Regions from separate parts of the Homo sapiens genome. Here region 1 is linked to region 2. The links are chromatin loops, found by intact Hi-C in ENCODE. Cell type or tissue: lower leg skin. All regions are shown on one strand. Each heading gives the region's core, and the rest is flanking DNA. Links, peaks and the distances in the headings are about the cores only.

What was found. A loop is a pair of places that touch in the nucleus more often than their neighbours do. Peaks named below come from ENCODE experiments on the same cell type or tissue, not always from the same donor. Only the 100,000 strongest peaks of a DNase experiment are listed, where the experiment ranks them.
Region 1: it touches region 2 in a loop (3-fold over the local background); 32 of 110 quality-filtered maps call a loop at or near these places.

The regions. Positions count from the first base shown.
Region 1 is chr1:165,370,563-165,381,426 of GRCh38, reverse strand. No RefSeq gene overlaps it. Among named protein-coding and RNA genes, the nearest start is that of LMX1A, 19 kb to the right of the region's middle. In lower leg skin, for the core only: no CTCF peak of the experiment used is centred there; DNase peaks (open chromatin) are centred at 4,736 and 5,106.
Region 2 is chr1:165,252,193-165,263,056 of GRCh38, reverse strand. All of the region lies in intron 3 of LMX1A (LIM homeobox transcription factor 1 alpha), which reads left to right. Among named protein-coding and RNA genes, the nearest start is that of LMX1A-AS1, 42 kb to the right of the region's middle. RefSeq lists an enhancer at 8,648-9,220. In lower leg skin, for the core only: a CTCF peak has its summit at 4,937 (motif pointing left); a DNase peak (open chromatin) is centred at 4,902.

The DNA of each region.
Region 1 (10,864 bases), core at 2,418-7,417, 120 kb before region 2:
AGATGTGAATGAAGAGAAGGGACTAGTAATGCTAAGATATAGCAGATACACTCAGAGATGTGAGGGTGTGTGTGTGTGTATGTGTATGTGTGTGTGTGTGTGTGTATGTGTGTGTGTGTAGTAATGCCCACAGGCAGGACAGGTAATACCAGTAATAGGTCCATCATATTTTATGCAGGTTCGTTGGTACATACTTGTGGTGCTAAGTTCAGCATGCCATATAGACAGGGGTAACAGCAAGTGTAAATGCCCTGTGGCAGAAAGTAGCTTGTAGAGCAGAAAGTATCAGTGACCACTGACTGCTGCAAGAGGAAGACAGGGAGGGGAGGAAGGGCCACATTAAGATTGGCCTTGTTGGCCATAATAAGGATCAAATTCTTATGCACCACCACATAGCCCTTTCCAAAGCCCACATTGATCTTCATCCCCCACAGCACCATCCTGCTGTACAAAAGGGCCCAGTTGTGATAATCACTACAACTGGGGAGATGTTGGTCATCACAGGCTCTGGGGGTCTGGGCAGGATAGAACTGAGCTCCGTGTGACCTTCACTACCCCCCTAAGCAATTTAGCATCACTCTGTAGCTGGCCTAAGAAGAGGGCAGATCCTCCTTCCAACTCTACTCGCTTCTTCCCACCTGACTCCACCACCCACCCTTACAATTTTAAGTGTTTTTAAATCCACCTACTTCTGGGAAATTTCTGGGGCTCTTATTGAGTCCTGCTAAGAGCCTGAGGGAACTGAGAGAAAGACAGGAGGCTCTCCCTTTTAGGAATGGATTGTGGGTCACTGAGGTTCAGAAAGTGGGGAGCTCTGGGCGGCCTCCAGCAAAAGACCTGATGGTCAACCCTGAGGTGGAACGAGTTTAGAAAACAAACTATTTTTGCCCCATTCATTCATGTCCACCAGCTGCTCCCTGAGCTCCATCGACCTGGTAATTGTTTTTCTTGGCATTCCAGGGTAGTAGGTCACGTTAGATTCTTTTCTTTCAAATATTCTACTGACATCAAAGTGGAAGGGATGTAAGGTAAAAAGAAATAAATCGGGGAGGATTCTGCATGTTTCACAACTGCTTTTATGTTCAGGATGTGCAGGAATGCCGGGGTGGGCGCAGATTCTGTTACCTCCCCCAGTTCAAGGAAGAGTGGTGGGTGGGAGTGTGTGTGATGTCCATATGCAGAAATGATCTGGACTGACAGTAGGGCAGTAGGCTGCACAAAAGCAAGAGTCAAGGGCAAGATTTTTCAAATTGAGATAGTGTAGCGGATAACACAGGGCTTAGATTGAGCAATAAAACATGAAACTGGTGGGAGGCAGCTGGAGGTGATAGCAGTAAGGTGGAGAGACAGGAACGAGGCTCCATTGCTTGGTGTGTGCTCTTGGGAAGGGCATGTTCCCTCCCAGAGTCCAGATTTTCTCACCTATAAGGTAGATTCTGTATGTACGACTTTTCCACATCTTAGATCTTCCTGAACAGTTCTGATTTGGGTGGTTAGCCAAAGAATCAAAAGCAATTTCATTTTCATAACATAGCCTTGGTCCCTGGACTTCAGGAGTTTGCAGTCTGATGGAGGATTTAGCATGAGCATGTTACAGAGATTGCAGAAGTCTCCAGCAGTGCAAAGTGAAGGAGCACCGGAAGTCTTCAGTAGAGAAGAGTCTTAAAGAGAGCTTCCCTGGAGTAAGCTGTGGAGAATCTGGGAAGACTCAACTAAGACACTTTTAGAAGCAGGGGGCAATAAAGCCGGTGGACAGAAGGCTGGGGAAGAGCCAGGTTATAACAATTATAGATTAGAGAGGGTATTGTTTCATGTCTGTTTTACTGAATGAGCCCATTATTGCGTTGGGTACACAAGGCTCAAAACAAGTTTAATTTTTTAAAAAACTTCTTCCTGACTCCCTCTTTTCAGTGAAATTTATACACTCTTTCTATAGTGCAGTGTACCTCAAGAAATTTCAAAATGGTTATACACTTTCACCCGAAAGTTCTACTTTTAGAAATGTGTTCTAAGAAAATAATCAAGGCTATCAATTGCTGTGTGCCAGGCACCAAAACAATTTATATATACAATTTTGTTCTCACAATAACTCAGTAAGGAAGATATTATTATCGCCTTATCTGTGTGTGAGAAACATGAGATCTAGAAAAATTTAGTAAATGTGGTTAAAGTTACATCCAGCAAGTGGTATAGACAGGATTTGAATCCAGGTCTGAATGAGTCAAAAGCCTATTTTCAATCTCCACAGTTTTCTTCCACTTTAGGGACATGCACAATGATGTATGTACAAGAATTGATTAAACCAGATATAGTTCATTCATGTTGAATATTGTGAAGACATGAAAAATGATGCTGTAGAGCACTTCAAAGCCATGGAAAATTATTTATAATACGTTACGTAGAAATGTGATGACATATTGTGTATGACATGAGCCCAATTTTATAAAAAGATATGATAATGCTTAGGTACTAATCAAATAAAATGTTGATATTTTATGCACTATATTGGGATTGTGAATTTTTTATTTTCTTATCAATGTATTTTGTAGTTTCAAATTTTTCTTTAAAAAATAACATTGCTTTTTTAATCAGAAAAAATAAATGACACAAAACAGTTTGCTTTTAATCATAGAAATTAATGCCTGGTCAAAAATTTTAGAAATTACCTAAAAGTAGAAGTAAGGAAGCAGGCCGGGCTTGGTGGCTCACACCTGTAATCCCAGCACTTTGGGAGGCCAAGGCTGGCAGATCACCCGACGTCAGGAATTCGAGACCAGCCGGGTACGACATGGCGAAATCCCGTCTCTACTAAAAGTACAAAAATTAGCCAGGCATGATGGTGCACGCCTGTAATCCCTGCTACTCGCGAGGCTGTGACAGGAGAATCACTTGAAACCAGGAAGTGGAGGTTGCAGTGAGCGGAGACCAGGCCACTGTCCTCCAGCCTGAGTGATAGAGCCAGACTCCATCTCAAAAAAAAAGGAAGCTTGACAAATGGGATCTAATTAAACTAAAGAGCTTCTGCACAGCAAAAGAAACTCCCACCAGAGTGAACAGGCAACTTACAGAATGGGAGAAAATTTTTGCAATCTACTCATCTGACAAAGGGCTAATATCCAGAATCTACAATGAACTCCAATAAATTTACAAGAAAAAAACAAACAACCCCATCAAAAAGTGGGCAAAGGATATGAACAGACACTTCTCAAAAGAAGACATTTATGCAGCCAAAAGACACATGAAAAAATGCTCATCATCACTGGCCATCAGAGAAATGCAAATCAAAACCACAATGAGATACCATCTCACACCAGTTAGAATGGCGATCATTAAAAAGTCAGGAAACAACAGGTGCTGGAGAGGATGTGGAGAAATAGGAACACTTTTACACTGTTGGTGGGACTGTAAACTAGTTCAACCATTGTGGAAGTCAGTGTGGTGATTCCTCAAGGATCTAGAACTAGAAATACCATTTGACCTAGCAATCCCATTACTTCATATATACCCAAAGGATTATAAATCATGCTGCTATAAAGACACATGCACACGTATGTTTATTGCAGCACTATTCACAATAGCAAAGACTTGGAACCAACCCAAATGTCCAACAACGATAGACTGGATTAAGAAAATGTGGCACATATACACCATGGAATACTATGCAGCCATAAAAAATGATGAGTTCATGTCCTTTGTAGGGACATGGATGAAGCTGGAAACCATCATTCTCAGCAAACTATCCCAAGGACAGAAAACCAAACACCACATGTTCTCACTCATAGGTGGGAATTGAACAATGAGAACACATGGACATAGGAAGGGGAACATCACACACCAGGGCCTGTTGTGGGGTGGGGGGAGGGAGGAGGGATAGCATTTGGAGATATAGCTAATGTTAAATGACCAGTTGCTGGGTGCAGCACACCAACATGGCACATGTATACATATGTAACTAACCTGCACGTTGTGCACATGTACCCTAAAACTGAAAGTATAATAAAAAAAAAGGAAGGAAGAAAACAGTTATCCTATAGCTATTTTGGTACATTTCATTTCAGTCTTTTATCTGTGCACGATCTGCTTATTAGTGTATTTTACATAGCTGTGCTCAGATTTAGATGTGAACTATGTTGTTTTAGTGACAAACTGGAGCCAGAAAATTTCCTTGTTTCTGTTCTCCTCACTTGACTGTAAAGTCGTTAAGGGCAGGATAATTTCTTTTGTTCGTTTTTGTATTTGCAGCCCATAGTTCAGTGCCTGGAACCTTGTAGATGCTCAATAAATACTTGCGGAATGACGAAGTGGTGGGGTAGGGGAGGGAGAGGCTATAAAGTTCTGCATAATCTGACCAGAAGTTTTGCACTGGAAGATTTTGGATAGAAGGCCGGTGAGACAGGGCAGGCAAGATGGGGGGCCTTCGGGGAGGGCCTTGATGCTCATAGTTAGAAACTGAGATCTGACATATGAGGCCGCTGGGACTCACTCTGGTCTTCCAAGTGGGGATGTTACATGATCAAAACCGTGGAACGGAAAGGCGATTCTGGCAGCTGTGCTGTGGATGGCTGGGTCGGGGAGCCGCAGAGGGGAGGGTGCTGAAGGCAGGGAGGTAGGGAGGCAGGGAGGTGGAGAGGCTGTCCTCGCTCGTTCCGGCCAACGGACGCTTGCACTAATCCCTGCCTGGAGAGGCTGGGCTTGGACCGGGGCTGCGAGTGCGCACAGCGAGAGAAAAGGGAAACTCGCAGCTCTGCTTCCAGGACCAGGCGGGGGCCAAGGGAGGCCAAGGAGGGAGCAGAGTCAAAGACAATGGGGGGCGGGGCTAAGAGCTTCTGAGGCCGCGGGTGCCAGCAGCCGGGAGAAACTGAAGTTAGACAGTCCCCTCCCCAATCCCCCATTTCTTTTGGCTTTTTGGTTGCCTGGGTGTACAGAGGAACAAATTTGTGGTGTGGAAGGATTCCAGGCCAGTCATCTATCATGCACAGTGAATACTCACTAGGCGCTCATCACACGCTCGGCGTCCTCACCCTCTCCAAGAGAGCTCTGGCGGCGGTCCAGGGGCTGCCCAAGGTGACTTGCCAGATTCTCCCTTGAACTTCGCTCTCTTCCTTGCTCTAGTCCCTGTTTTCTTTTAATTCAGAAAAAGCAACAACAAACCCTTCCCAGCCCCCTCCCTTCTCGGGCTGTTCCCTCCCTGCGGTTTGGCGGAGAAAGGGCCTCGGCAGTCCCTGAGAAGATTAGCTAACGCCGCGTGCTCGGGGAGAGCAGGAGCCGGCGGGGCTGGGCGCGGGGCGCCCCCGAGAGCTCTGCCCGGCTGAGCCCGCCCTCTGCGGGGGGCCCCTCCGCGCGTCCCCGGCCCAGGCAGCCTGCGGTTCGGGCAGAGCAGCGAGTTAGCCAGGCTCAGGGTCTTGGGCCGTGAAAGGTGAGAGACAGGCCCCACCCCACTTACTGGTCTGTTGTCCAACTCAAATGCGGAAACACTCATTTATTCAGTAGTTGTATTTAATGTTATTAATTGTTAGTATGCTCAAGCACGGCCTTTAAGGTAAATATAAGGAATCTAACTGGCGATCTTCTTCTTGTAATTCTGTGCTGCCTCACCCTGACAATGGTCTTGTATGCTCATGTCGTAAAATGTTTTATGATGGTGTTTTCCACCAATTATTTGTGCAGTATTATGAGCTTACAAAAAGAAAACGTTTTATGTTTTAAGAAGCAATGACATACACAACACGATTTTTAAAAAGCCTCCAAAATTAGAAATCCTTGCCTAAAATAGACTTATAAAATTTAGCTCATTATAGACATACAGGACAGATGAAAAATGAGGATATAATACCAAGTAATTGGGGATATAAGGCAAGGGGCTACAGGCAGAGCCACGTTTCAAGGACACCACGACCACTTTCTTTAAGGGCTTCCCTCGATGCCACTTTGGAATGATCGGAAAACACCAGGTTAGGTCTTACTTAGAGGAATTGTCCTGTGCTCCCACCACAACTGTGTCTACCTGGAAGCACCCATGGCACAGACCTGAAATTTCTGCTTTCCTTGGCCAAGGTTGCTGGCACTAAGCAATCTTGCACCCAGTGCATTGGTCAGCACCACTGGGGCCACAAAAAGTACCAGAGACCATTGATTACTGAAAGGCCCGGTGGGCGTGGCCAGTAATTAACAGTGGAGGTTGGGCGGCAGTGTGGAAGTCAGAGTGGTTTCATTTTATTTATTTACTTATTTTTGTGTGAAAGCAAGTTTATTAGGAAAGTAAAGGAATAAAGAATGTCTACCCCATAGACAGAGCAGCCCAGAATGGTTTTAGGTGGATGGGTCAAGAGGGTCTTTTACCTCAATGGTTGGCTTTCCTTGCTTCTTTCCCCAAAACACACAGGATGGCTGCAGGGTCCCATCAATTTCGTTAAGTACTATAAAGGTGAGATTTTTGCTAGTGCAATTGACTCGAAAGGAAACAAGCTCTAATTGTTGTCAAGCTTATCTTGAGATCGATTTGGGTGACTTCATTTTGGAAGGTGATTAACTTGTGAGAATTTTTTAAATATGTTTTTAATTCTCCTCCCAGAGGGCTAGTGGAAGTTACCCATGACGACTCTAAAAGCAGTTTAGGAAGTCTGTCAGATGATTTCAGCCCAGGGAATCAGCCTTAAAAGACCGAACATGAAACCTGCTGTCAGTAGTTCAAGTGACTGGGAAATCCACTGGGATTGAACTCCCAGTAGCTGGGTTTTCTCACCTGCAAAACCAAGACTACCGTGTCTGGCCTTCGTGCATCTCTCAGGGTAAAGAAAAATAGCAACTTATAAAATTTTCCACAGGGAGCTTAGTGAAGGGACCATGCCAAGTCTGAGGTCTGTGTGCTTGGGCCCTGCTGGTGACTGACAGCCAGAAAGGGGAGAGATGAGGCCACTCCTCCCTCCCAGGTGGACAAGTCTGGCGACAGACAGGCACAAAGCTGAATCGGGTGAATCTTTAGAGTAAGTCAATTTGCTAAATGTAAATATCACCTTTTAAATAACACAAACTTGGAATAAGCCATTAAAATATTTTTAAACTTTAAAACGCACAGGGAATCAGCTCCTGTCAAAACCAAAATCTATATGTTTCTTTTTATTAAAGAAAGATGTTCTGCTTTCTAATGGTAATACAAGGGTATTAAAAATATATGTTCACAGAAAAAGTAAATGGAAGGGAAAAATTTACTCTAAGTTCTACTCCTGAAAATTTAACCATTGTTCACTTTGTGTGAATTACATAATATGCACAAGTATTAGAATGATGCAAAACCTCATGAACATGATCTTTAAACAAAGGCTGAATACAAGACTTCATTTAGCTTTGCCTTTTGGAGGTTGGAATAATTTGGGTGTCCCTGTGGAGGCAGCAGCCCTCCGGGGAACAAGGTCCATTCTCTCTGGTCTCTGCTAGGCCACCCGCACAGGAAAAGCAGGTACACCAAGTTCCGTTTCTTAAGGGCGCCGGCACTTGAAAAGGGAGCACAAATGTCTGGAAAATGTCAGTTCCCACATTTAGGTGCATATGGGCATCACAGGGTAATGAAGACTTTGAACATCCATGCCTGGAATTAACTCTGCTGGGGCCAGAGATGGTGGGAGGACACCCCGGAAGTCCTGGCCTGTGATTGGAGAGGGGAGTCCCTCCAGCACCCTGTGAAACAGATAAGGCCGAGCTGGGCTCCTGGAGCAGTTAGAGATACATTCTTACTACAGAAATGTGTCCTCCAAGATCTCATGCGTACATTTTAGGCTTGGGGTCTGCCTCAAGGCGGAAGTGCTGCTGGGACCTGTGGCATGTGTGAGTGAGAGGCTTGGCTTCCGTGAGGTACTTTGGGGCCACAGCCTCAGTTAGAAAAACAACTAAGATGGATTTGGGAATGGAAATAATTCTTGAGAGCTGCCTTACAAATTACTCAATGAAACCTGGAGGAAAAAATCAGTGTCAGGTAAGAATGTCCAACACACTGTGGACCGGACATGGCGTGGGCTAAGAGGGGTTCTTTCAGGGGCTTTTTAGGACATCTCCCAGGAATCACAGCCTGTGCATCCCATCCTGCTCTGCAGGAACAGCTTGGAAAGAGCTGCGGTAACCTAGGAAGTTTCACTTGTTCTGCTTACAGTTCCAGGCTGAGAGCTGACAGATTTCACATGTGAGCGGAAAAGGACCACTTGTCTGGCCCTAAACCTCCAAATTACCAGCCCGTCCCTGCCCCCCGTGACCCCAGAGCAGTGGAGAAACTCACCTTCATGTGTAGTTTCTGCTTGCACACCAGATAGCAGCAGCTATTGTCAAAGGATCGTGGATGGTCCAGATTTGAAAGAAAAATATGCACACGTACAAGCCCAGGGTCTACTGAATTCAGAACTGGTGATCATACAAAAATGTTCCAATTTGAAATCCATATTCGCACTGAAAAAAGAAAATAGTGCAAGCGAACAGTGAGAACAAAGTTATAGGGAGATTGCTTAAACTACTTGAGGCCAAGTAACATTCAAGGCATTTTAAAGTTATTCTTTGCAAAAAATAAATGGGCCGGTTATAACAATCCAAAAATTTAGCCCAGTCCTGCAATAATTTGAGTTGTCAACACATCTGGACTAGGAATTCTAGGCAAGTCATATTCTGGATACCTGGTTCGTGAAAATTCAAAGAAATTGAGCACTCTATAGTCTTCATAATCACTGTGGAGGTTTTATGGGGGAAGGCTGACTTACGGACTCCCTGGTTATCAAACGGACCAACACAACAGTGATACCGTAGAGTCACAGGGGAGTCCCAGAACTGAATACCTCTGCACTGGGCTTTCTATAGTTGGTGTATTTGACTTGTCTTCCCTCTTGGCCACTTCTATTCTCCATCATCATCTGCTTTGATTGACAGCATATTTCCAATCTAAGTTATAACTTCTACTTCTCTGGACATAGGCCATCGCTGTCCACCCGATTGTTCCTTGTTATTTGTTTTTATTTCCACCTTCATTATTGTATTCTCTGTACCTCCGTGTCATCATCTATAAAATGTGGACAATAATAGCACATACCTGATACCTGATATGGTTGTTATATAGATTATGTAAGTAATACATGTAAAGCAATTGGAATAGAGTCATGTACTAAGTGTTCAATAAATATTAGTTGTTAATGTTGTAGTTGTTATTATTACTGTTATTATTGTATCTGATTCCCCTTTTTTTTCTTTTTGACTTGGGTGCTGGTAAAGTTTTACTTGTATAGGCATTGAACAGTCAATGAGAGTAGCACTTTCTTTTGGTTAGCAAAATAACTGAATCTCAGCAGATTTCCCTTTTGGGGCTATTTTTGGCTACTTTCATTGCTGCTGATGCCTGAAGGACTTCCTGATTATTTCTGGGTTTGTGGCTTTTCTTGGCAGTTGAATTGAATTAAAGAGATATTAAGTGTCTGAGTGTTGAATAAGGAGGGTGCCCTGAATTTGAAAGTAATCAAAGTGTATTCTATTACAAAATTTAATAGTCTGGACTTTCCAGTAATTCACTTTTGCCTTATGTCCAATTAGCCTGAATTAGTGAGGCATTTTACACGTGTTGAGGATGTATGTTTTGTATGTTTGTTTATATTGTACATTTTTGTGCTTATATCAGCAAAAGGGAATAGGGATGTTTGCATTCACAGTTAAATTATTACTATGAACTTTGCTCGAGGTACATAAGAATGCTGTGTGAGGAAGACCTCACTTGAAGGTTTTCCACTTTTTGTATCTTACCTCTGTAGCAAGTCGCTCCATGCAGAGAGCGGGTGGTTCCCTTGAAGAGTGAGGCGAAAGTTTTCCCCTTTACAAACTTCTTCCTTTGTTTATTTACCCACATATTCATTCATCCATTAAGCATGCATTTATTAATAGCCTACTGTGGGCACTGTGGAAACAGCAACAAGCAAACCACAAGATGAGGCTCTCACAGACCTTATCTTCTAGTAAGGGAAACAGAAAATCAGCTCTTTGATAACCAAATAATAGGTTTGTGGCGATTAATGCTATGAAGAAAACACAAGGTAAGAAGACAGTGTGGAGATGGAGGTGGAGGGTATGGGCTTATCTAGAGAGATCCAGGAGCACTTTCTCTGATCAGGCAGTAATTGAATGAGACCTAAAGAAGTGAAGGCAGGAGGCATGGAGGCATCCGGGGGAAAAGGGAACAGGCTGAAGGGAAGAAGTGCAAAGGCACTGAGGTGGGACCATGTTCAAGAACACACCAAAGGAGCACAGATAAAAATTTATAAAAAAAGAGGAGATGGAGAGGAACTTGAGATTTTTACAAGGTCATAGCAGAGCTGATTTTGAGTTCAGATTTGGAATAGTGAATATTCCAGATGACAATAAATCACATATTTGTGCTTTGAGGATCCTAACTTTAAAATAGGCCAGAGGTAGCCAGAAGTCTGGCTAAATCTGATTTGAAGTGGCTATTTTGTGTTCACTGTGGAGCAGGAATTTGAACTGCATCTCAGCTCACTGTTGTGATCAATGAGTTGATCTTCGATGGGAGCGTGTGTGTGTGTGTGTGTGTGTGTGTGTGTGTGTGTGTGGTGGGGTTGGGGGTGGCATGAAGGCCTTATATCTGCCATCCTAGAAATAGGGCAGTCTGAAGGGAAGGCACTTGTCTTCTATCCAGGTATCCAAGAGATCTCCTTGTTAGTGGACACTGGAACAGAAGCTGGGGGAGATAAGCCCCTAGAGTAATTCCTGACCTCTCAGCCCCACACCTGGCTTTGATCTGGGCTCCTCACACACTGGCACTGTGCACTTGACAGCTCGAGTGGAGAGGGGTGCTTGAGAACTATTTGCATCCCCTCGAAATTTCTTG
Region 2 (10,864 bases), core at 2,721-7,720:
GCAGGAGTGACCAGGTGGGAGGAAAATCAGGAGTGAGCAGTCCTGGAAGCCAAATGATTGATGATGTCCAAGCCTGCTGATGGGCTTAGTACAATGAGGACTAAACACTGTGGAGGTCATTAGTGACCTTCACACGACAATTTTGTTAGAAAAGGTGGGATAAGTACCTGATTGGATTGGTCTAAAAAGAAAGGAACTGGAGATAGTAAATAGAAGTAATTAAAATTTTTTTTTTTCTACAAAGGCCATCAGATAAATGAAAAGGTAGCTGGTAGAGGAAATGGAATCAAGAGAGGAGTATTTTTTTTTCCAAAATGGGAGAAACAAGAAAAATATTGTAAAACATATTTGCAAAGAGGGAGAATATATGATATAGTTTTTGAGTAAGCATGAAGTGACAAAGTTTAGCACCTAAGTGGAAGAGTTAGCCCTTGATAGGAGTGTAGGACATTCAAGAAATCAAGTGGGAAGGGGTATCCCTTTGGCAAGTCAATATGAAGAGACTTGAGCAGGATTGCATTTGGCATCATATAATTCTGTCTTGACTAATTTTAATAGAGAGCTTTAATTTTTCTCACGAAGAGGGAGTCCAGAAGTAGGAAGTCCAAGGAAGGTGTAACTGCTCAAGAAAGTTTTCAAGAATTCAGGCTTCTTTCTTCTTTTTCTGCATTCTTAACAGGTAGCTTTCATTCTCTTAGTTCCAAGATAGCTGTTTTATCTCTAAGTATTGCATTTTAATTCCAGGCAGAAAAAAAGAGAAAAGGTAAAGAGCAAAATGTATGCACCAGCTGAGATTGTCTCATTTTATTAAGAAAACAGTAGCTTTTCTAGCGCTTTCCTCACCAATAGAATCCATGTACTACCTCACATGGCTACCCCTAGCTGCAAGGGAGGCTGGTGAGAGTTTCACTTGGGAACATAATCACCTATATTTTGGTTATAGAAGGTAGAGCATAAATGATGATTGTGTCTTCCAGTTTAAAAAAATTATAATTTTTTATTTTTAAAAAAGTATGGTAAAATACACCTAACATGAAATTTATCATCTCAACCATTATTAAGTGTACAGTTCAGTGGCATTAAGTACATTCATACTGTTGTGCTACTATCACCACTGTCTATCCACATAAGTCTTTTTATCTTGCAAACTAAAACTCTATGCTCATTAAATAGTACCTCTTCATTTTCTTTTCCTGGAAGCAACTGTTCTACTTTCATCTCACTGAATTTGACTACTCTAGGAACTTCCTAAGTACCATCATACTGTATTTGTCTTTTGTGACTGTCTTATTTCACTTATCATAATGTCCTCATTATGTTGTAGTGTATGTTAGAATTTTCTTCCTTTTTAAGGCTGAATAATATTCCATTGTAGGCATATACCACATTTTGTTTATCTGTTCCTCTGTCAGTGACACCTGAGCTGCTTTCACCTCTTGGCTACTGTGCATAATGCTGCTATGAACTTGGGCATACAAACCTCTCCTTGAGTCCTTGTTTTCAATCATTTTGGCTATATATGCAGAAGTAGATTGCTAGATCACATGGTAATTCTATTTTTAATTTTTTTGAGGAAACTCCGTACCGCATTCCACAGCATTGCACCATTTTACATTCCCACTAACAATGCACAAGAGTTCCAATTTCTCTACATCCAACACCTGTTATTTTCTTATCTCTTTGAAAGTAGCCATTGTAAGGGGTATGGTGACTTCCAGTTTTTAGTGGATGGAAGGAGAGTTGAAATGGAAGGATGGGGAGAGAGTTGAAGAATAAAAAGTGTTAAAAAATTGAAGGATATAAATATTTTTAAAAATCAAGAAACAAGAACGGTGTCACTTCCACCGGATCAGACTTTATTGAAACTTCTATGGGGTTCTCGAGACATCTGAAGTCTAACATGAAAGGAAGGCAACATAGTTCTGTGATAAAGAGGCTGCTTTGGGGATTCAGGACCCTGAGCTTCTGTGCACAGGCTCCATTACTGCTGGATTTTGGAGTGTGTATAATGTGCCACATTCTGCTGTTATGCCAGTTTTGCCCTCTGTATAATGAATGTAATTGAATAAGATCACAGAATTTGACCCCCTTCTCAATTATTTCAGAGCTAAGATGTTTACACAAGATTGCATGTGCTTTGAGATCCTTGAACTAAAGGCATTCTGGAATTAAATAATCCAGAGATATTTTCCACCCGTCAGTTAGAAAGGGAAAACCCCATAGCAGCTCCCTGTGGTTTTTATGCCACAGGGAGATTTTTACTCAGATTGTCAGTGGATGCTTTTCTTTTCTTGTTTGCCTCCCCTACAAGACTGGGTGACCCTTGAGAACAGGAGTCATGTTTAAGGAGGAGGATGATCATCATAGCTGTCAGTGTTTTGAGCATTGTTATATGCTAGGCAGTGCACCAGATGATTTAGGAATGTAATCATTGGTTTTCAGAATAAATTTAGTTCCTAATATAGTGCTGCTGGAAACAGTTGATTCTAGGAGCTCTTCAGCTGTGACACTATGGCTTTAAAAAAAGTTTCTTTTTGGACATATAGCACAATGGTAATAATAAGTGAAAAGTGATGTTGACCAAAGCAAACAGGATTTATGGAGAGTTTGGTGTGGCTTGCTGAGATCCCAGAATCTTCCCCATCAAAATACCATCAATAATACCCTTGTCCTTCCTGTTATCACACACACATGCACACACACACAGACACACACACACACACCAGGAAATATACATTCTTTGCAAGAGTATACATTGTATTGGCCACGTGCCATCCAGCCAAGCCAAAAATTGTGGAACAATAGGAATCTGTGCCCAGAATATCAGCTAAAAATACCTCATTTCTTCTGCTCTGTTGTTTTCTGGGTATGTTTAAGAGTGTCCCAGGAGGCTAATGAGGATGAAGCGAAAGGAAAACTGACATTTTCAAAGGAAACCAAACCTTAACTCCCTAAAAGGAAAACGGATATTTTCCATATGTCTGTTTTATGTTTCTTGCCATTTGTGCATATCTGTGTGGCAATATGGAAAGTCTATAAGTTGTGCCACCTTGGCTTGAGTTATTGAAATCCACACTTTCACCACAGTCTTTTGCTCTAGGGCTTGACTCATAGATACTTTTCAGGTTTCAACAAAGAAGAGGGGGAGGAAAAGAAAGCTTCCAAGTAGGAGAGACTCACTGTCCCACACACAGTGCACTCATTCAGCTTGTCTGACATTGTCTACTCATTTAGTTGTTCAGAACACTGCTTAAGAGCCTGGAGGAGTACCTTTTCATCTCTCATTGGGCCATGGTATAATCTCTTTAGTTTCTTGATCATTGACTAAGTCTCAGGCTCTGTCTGATCCTCTCAGCAATCATAGCTTTCTTTGTGGTCTGAGGTAGATTATTGCCCCTTTATCGGCCTTGGTTTCTTTCCATTTGTAATATGAGGAGAGAGGTTGACTGCTCTCTTGGTGGACAGGAGGTCAGATAGCCAGGGAAGCAAGGCAAGGATAGGGATGTCTCAATACGTGTCCACACAATAGTCAGCAGCCTCTGTAAGAAGCAGTCATATGAGAACCAAAATGATGTGGGGAAATGGTCTGTTTTAAATATTTGCAAGGTAATGTCAGCATTAACCAAATAGCAACTGTTGGCTCTGGTTGGCTAAACATGGAGCTGACAACTTCCTGAACATATGCTGGGTGTTAGGCAATGAATTTGTGTGTGGGTCAACACTCGTGGCCAGTGTCAATATTGACCTTGGGTTAGGGTAGACCATAGCCATAGCTGCCTGAATGAGATGTACCCTCAGTTTCCTCTCAAGTGTTTGGCCTTTCACAGTTGTTTGTTGGTGTCTTCTCCAGTAACATATGAAAGGCTGGTTGAAGTTTGATTTGATTTGTTATAATAATGAGGGACAGAACCTTGAGATACATATAAAGTTCTATTTTTGGCTCAGTTGGCTGTCTTGAAATAAATTATCTTATATAAATATTTACATGGGCAGATATGGTAAACTGATTTTAATAAAGGGAGTTAATGGCTACTACTTATTGAGAGCAGCTAGTATGTGTCAGATACTTAAAATACACTACTTACTTAATCTCCAAAATATCTCATAAGGTTGTTATGATCTCATTTTTAGAGATAAAGAAGCCGAGGCTCCAAGAGAGTTTGTAACTTGCTCAAGTTCTTAAAGATAGAACCAAGGTTTGAATACAGGTTTAATCAGATGTCAAAAGCTGTCCTCTTCCCACAGTGTCTTGCTGATTCTGGAATGGACACCTTGCGAGAACAAGAAAAGCACTTAGTTAGTCTACCATTTCAAGGTAGAAACCACCCATCGCCAGCAACATTTGTGATAGATGAAAAACCATGTGCATTACCCTGCCTTTCTTGGTGAGGCCAGTGCCTTGCGGAGCCTCTGGGACGTGCAGACATCATACTTAGCAGTTCTCACTCCCACTCGTTCATCCCATTGTATGGTCCTCCTTATAGCTCCCCAGGAGCTGCAGGCAGACAGAGACCCTGATTGGCTCTGCCAGCCACTTATTGTTTCCCATTTTCTCACCACTGCAGAGTCTTGAGACTGTCTCCTATAGAAGATCCTGCCACTCTATTGTCCATGCAGACTTTCCCACCACCCCAGGACCATGTGCTCAGTTGCTTATTGTGGTGTTGTTGGCTCAGCCTCAAGGACAGAGACCTTGAGCCAGCTGACAAGGTTGCTTGTGTCACTACTTCTAAGGCCACAAGCCATGCTTTTGGTTCCCAATACTTTTGAATACCCTTCTCTCACCATCTCTCCTTCAGTTTAGCCACATGGTCTCCCAGACTCCCAGCAGCAGATTTTCCGGCAGACAGTTTTGGCTTATGGCCAATCCCTGTCTCTGCCTGGATGACCTCAGTTACCAAGTCAACATGGCACTGAATGAATGCTGCTATGCTGCCCCCTGGTGGAGAGGTGGAAACTGAATGATACACAGATTCCTGCCTTGTTAAAGAGCTGCCCCAAACCCTCTGTTACTTTCTAAACCGGAGGGTTCATATATCTCATCAAAACTCATATCGGTGGTGCCTGGAGAAAGACAGCTGAACTGTAGTAGACTACTGTCCAAAGCTACAGATGGCTGTGATTTCTTATTTTGGTGGGGGCAAACACAGTACACTACAGTTGGCTCAAACTGGCATCAGGGTTTTTCATGGGTTTGCCTTGTCCTCCATCCTTCTGCTTTTTTGTCTATGTTGTGGAGGCTTTGAGAAGCTCTTTTTAAGGTCTGCAGGACTTTGGGATGAGGTTGATGAAGATCTTAGCCTCTCTCTGGGTGGACTTCCTCAGGTCTTCCTGGGTCCAACCCTGTCCCCATTGGCTACATTTCTGCCTATATCTTGAAAAGAATGACCTGACTTGCCAGGCTCCCAAGGGAATGGGGTTCCAGCAAGATTTGTCTTGTTTCCCAATCTCTTTGGAGTCACAGTAGACTCTTGGCTGGTGGTGTTGGGTCAGAGTGTCCCCACACACTATTTGTTCCTAACCCACATCCATAGAGGGTAGGCCTCTTTCAGAAATCCCTTTGGGTATTTTGGGGTCCATGAGCTGAGTAGCCTCAAGGGATCAACTTTTTTTTTTAACTCCTGCCTTTCACCTACCTACATGTCTGCAGTGGAGTCTCAAGACCTTCTACAAAACCATGGGCCTGTTTCGTGACCCCCTCATGAGCTGAGGCTGCCATCTTAACTGCTTGATCTTTCTACATGTTTCTCCTATGAAGACAGTGCTAGAGAGCATGTGAGAGAGAAATACAAAACAGGACCCATGAGTTCGCCATCCCAGAGTGGTTCTCTCCTACGGAGAGAACTGAAATATGGTCAGATTCTCTTTGAGTTCATAAAATAGTTCTATTTACCCCATCCCACAAATTTAGTTAGATAATGGGTAAAAAGAATATCACACTTTCTAGCACTGAGTGGGTACTCAATAAAGATTAATTCTCTTTTTCCTGTCCTCCACAAGCCCCCTTCCTTTGCAGAAATATGATTTTTGGAGCTGAAATATGTTCTAACAATGAAGACACTGATGTTCAGAACAGTAGGGTGATTTTCCTAAGGTTACACAACAGGCACTGAAATCCAGGAGTCCCTAGGGTGTCTCGGTGTGTTGTCATCTTGCTACCGTAATGCCTGCAGTACAGGGGTGTGCTGTTGCATCCCGAAATTCAGTGCTTCTTTGTTGATTGTCATAGACTTGTCCACTAGTAGTTTCTCAGGCATCAAACCTTCATATGTGCTTTTGAAACATTCTTGTCTCCTTGGTTACAGAGGAGGCTTCTCAACTCCTGTAATAAAAGCTTGAAATATAAAAATGGGAGTAAGAAATTATCCAGCCTAGTGGGTTTCCAACCTGCCTTAGGAGCAAAATGTTGTCTTCCAATGATACTCTTCTATTAATAGAATAGATATCATGTCTTTTGGCTTTAGCTGTTTTATATTTATATATATTTGAATGATATGGTTCTGGAAAAGATTTTGTTTAAGAATTACCATAGCAAGGCAGTGTCATGGTAAAACACTATCTGGAGACCTGAATTTAGGTGTGAATGGAGTGGGTTTCTCTGGTTGAAAGTGTGTGGAGACCTAGGAAACAGAGTCATCCTTCCTCCTCAGCCTCTAAGTTCTTGACAACTCTGATCTAGGACAGAACTTTTCCATTGAGAAATGGATGATAAGATAACCAAGATTCAGGGAAAGGTGGTGGCTTTTCTGAGGTCCCTTGGAAAAGGCAGCACTTTTGAGCCCAGATTTCTCATGCCAAGTCCCGTGTTCTTTCCCCAACACCTCACCTAGGGCAGGATGGCTGAGTTTGGTTACAAGAAATACTGCTTCGATCCGATTTGGTGGAGAGAGGGAGAGACGCCCACGGCTTGGTGTAAGGAGCATGTTCTGCCTGCACCACGAGCAGTGTGTCTCCTTGGTTCATCTTCTGGGTCAGCACTATGCTCTGGAGATGCAGTCATGCCCATGTCAAAGTCATGCCCACGCTCATGCTGCGGAGGAAGTGTTCTCTTAGAATGGAACTCACAACATTCTTTTTTTTTTTTGAGACGGAGTTTCGCTCTTGTTGCCAGGCTGGAGTGCAATGGTGTGATCTCGGCTCACTGCAACCTCTGCCTCCCGCGTTCAAGCGATTCTCCTGCCTCAGCCTCCTGAGTAGCTGAGATTACAGACATGCACCACTATGCCTGGCTAATTTTGTATTTTTAGTAGAGACAGGGTTTCACCATGTTGGCCAGGCTGGTCTCGACCTCCCGACCTCAGGTGATCCGCCCACCTCGGCCTCCCAAAGTGCTGGGATTACAGGCGTGAGCCACTGAACCTGACCAGAACTCATAAAATTCTTAAGCAACAAGAACGATGTTTGAGGCAAGAAAGAAAAATCTGCAAAGGTCAAATGATAAAGGCCCAAAAAATTGCACTACACCTTATAGGTCACAAAGTACTCCATGTACATTTAATCCTCATTAGTCCAGAGATGAAGGCATCATTATTACCTTTTACATCAAAGCAAACGGAGGCAGCAAGTGATGAAGTGGTGTTCTCCCAGTCATGCTGCCTGGATGTGGCAGAACCTGAGAACCCAGGCTCTCTCACCAAAACTGAAAGTTATGCATCTTATAGCTTGCAGCTGTGCAAGAAGAGATGTAAGCAAGGCATTGAATAGCATTTCAGCCAACCTCTATTTTCCTGCTTGGCAGAGTGAGTGGAAAAGAGAGAGTGAGAGGAGGTGCAGGGAGAAAGAAGAAAAGAAGATGAAGTGTGAGACAAAAGATTCTGTGACCTTTAGCCTAAGCTAAGCGCATAGGTCTCTTCTTTGTGCTATTCCCAGCTATTTCTCTCTGCATATCCCAAACACATCCTACTGAGGTCATTTATTTAGAGTCTGCTGCCTTCCAGAGAATGTGAACTCCCTAAGGAGAGGGACAGCCTTATTTATCACGGCATCCCCAGAGCCTTCCCCACAGAGAGTGATCAATAGAGGAACAGCACTGAGTGCTTAGTCTCTGCAACTAGTACTGCCATGGATGCTTTTCCAGGAGGTAGATACTATTATTCCCATTTTACAGGTGAGGGAATTAAATGCAAAGAGGAGATAAGGAATCATTTGCAGAGCTTTCAGGGGTAGGAGAATTTATGACATCAAGGAAAGTTGGGTGGTGTTATGTATGCCTTGATGAGCTGGACATCTCTGGAAGCCTTTTCCAGCTTGCCAGGGCACAGCCAGGCTGCCAGGCTCTGAACCCTCAGCGATGTCTCATTAGCATTCAGTGGGGGAAGTAACCATGGGGGATGCCATCCAGAGCATTAGGAAGAGACAGGCTGTGTTTTAATTATGACCTGGACTTTTGAACAAACCCTTTTCTCTGCTTGTCTGAGCCTTAGAGAAAACAACTTGTGGGAGGTGTACAGTCAGCAGCTGGGTCCACAGCGGTAGCCGTACAGCTGTGTATACATCTGGCACACAGGTGGTGGACCACATGCACCTTTTCTCCTTGAATTACTCTGGGGTTAGTGAAGATAACAGGAGTCAAGGTAGTAAGACGAAGTTGATCTGGTTTGAACCCAGAAAGGGAGGGAAAAACAGAAGGAGAGAAGAAAAAAACAGGACTGCCCCACTCTTCCTGGTCTGTAATCCCCAGTGACCATGACCATTTCAGGATTTGAGCCCAGACAACTCCCGCCACTTCCTCTAGCGACTCCTGAGTCAACATGGTGGGCTTTCTTTGTTGAACTCACTCCAACCCTCCCTTCTCCAACTTGGGGGAAATTTTTGGAGTGGGGGATGAAATTAAGAAAGCAAGAAAAAGAGGAGGAGATTAGCAGGGTGGAAGTTAGACAAGCACAGATGCTACCACCTGCTGTTGCAGCTTCTCAAGTGCTTGTTGACTCCCTGGGAGCATTTGCCTTGAGTCTGTTTAACAGTTAATTCCAGGGGAAGGGGAGGAGAAGGAGAGCTTGGGGACAAAGGGCCTTTGACCAGCTCCTGGAAAAGCATTGATTAGTTTGCTCAGGTTGGCAAACAGCAACCGGGGACTTGGGGCCCAGGGATGAACTGGGTGGATTTTCTGCCCAATGACAGCATCCAGCATAGGGGAGAGGGAGTCAAGGCAAATAGTCAAAGGACTGATGTGCCAGAGGTTTAGACATAGAGAGAAAAACCACACTGGGCGAGAGGACAGGGGAAGGGCAGCTGGAACCTGGAGTTCCAGGCTCTATCATACCTGTTAGTGATAAACGAGCCATTCCAACCCCTTGGACTATCCCCCAATTTCACTTCCTTTCTGAAGCTGAGAGGCAGAGGAGAAGCATATCGAGATAGGTTATTCTGAGGTGCTTCTGATGGCCAAGGGCAAGGAGGACTGGTGTGGTGCTTCCAGGCAGCTGTTGAAAGTAACACAGCACAAGCACTTCCAATCCTGCAGCCTGGCCTCTGTTCCAGGAGGCTGTTTCCTGAGAGGTGGCTTCATCATCTTTTCCAAGCCTTGCCTTCCTTCACTCAAAGAATTAGAATGGCCCTCTTTTTTTGTGTCAACCTGTGAGTAATGCCTCCCTGGGAACTTCTCCTTAGCTTCCCCTTCATTCCACCCTCAAAACTCTTGTCTTCTTCCAGGAAGCTTCCAAGATAAACACACAGTGCACATGTATTGACTTAGAATCATAAACCCGCACAATTTAGAGTTGGGAGGTGATTAAATATTATAATTATATATACTATAGCTTTATGCCATTCTATTTTATATTCATGGGACATTGCTTTGTATTGTTCTTTTATCCTGTTTCCTAAAGGTAAATCCCTAAATGTAGATATGATTTATCTATTCGTTTATGTGTTTGTTTACTCTCTCCCACTAGCATGCGAGCTACATGAGGTCAAGGATTTGTCTGTCTTGTATCCTCTTGTGCCTACAACAATTTCTACCACATAACAGACACTCAGTATATACTTGTTTATGTACATGAATGCTGTTGGGATGGTGGTTTCTTTTCCTGCCCTCCCTATAAAGACACAGAGTTTGGTATATTTCAGGGTGCATAGTGGATGCTTCTGAATAAATGAAAGAATGAATGAAAAGAATAAATGATTGTATGAGTGCATGAATGAGATTTTGAGTGAATGGATTGGCAACCCTTAGGCCATCATGGTAGTTGGCCTGTGTATAGGAAAATGCTCTTCAGTTGTTCATGTTTTCTTAGCTACTGCCAGGGTGGGGCTCATTAGCAGAGCAAGGTGGCCTCATCTCCCTGGATAGGCTCTGAGTCAGCTCATATCTAGCTTTATAAAGAGGAGAGTGGTGTGGAGTTTTATCTGCTCTCTCTGGCCATTCTGTGCCCCCTTGACTTTCTCTCCTGTACGCTATCTGACCTTTCCGTATCTACTGACTTCTCTGTCATGTGGGTATGAAAAGAGTGTTTTTGAAAGTATTTTTGCCTCTATTTTGCTGCTACTTTAAAAAGAAAAAAACCTCTTTATTTTGGAAATAGTAAAATGAATGCTATAGTGAATGAATCCCAGAGATATTCTTAGGGTATATTGTCTCTGTGCTTATGCCAAAGTTGTGACAAATGCAATTATGGTATCATCAAGCAATTTTAAAAAGAAAAAAGAAACAGAGGGATCTGCTTTAAATTTTAGTTTTTTCATAGGTTGCCCTGAACTATGATTTCTCTGGAGTGACAAGGAAGAGAAGAGAGACATCTTTATTGGATATCTATTATGTGTCAGCTCCTATGCTAGACTGTTTATATATATTATGTTATTTCAGAAAGAGGGTGAACAAATTAGATCCATGAGTCAAATAATATCAACTTTTAGTGAGTACCCA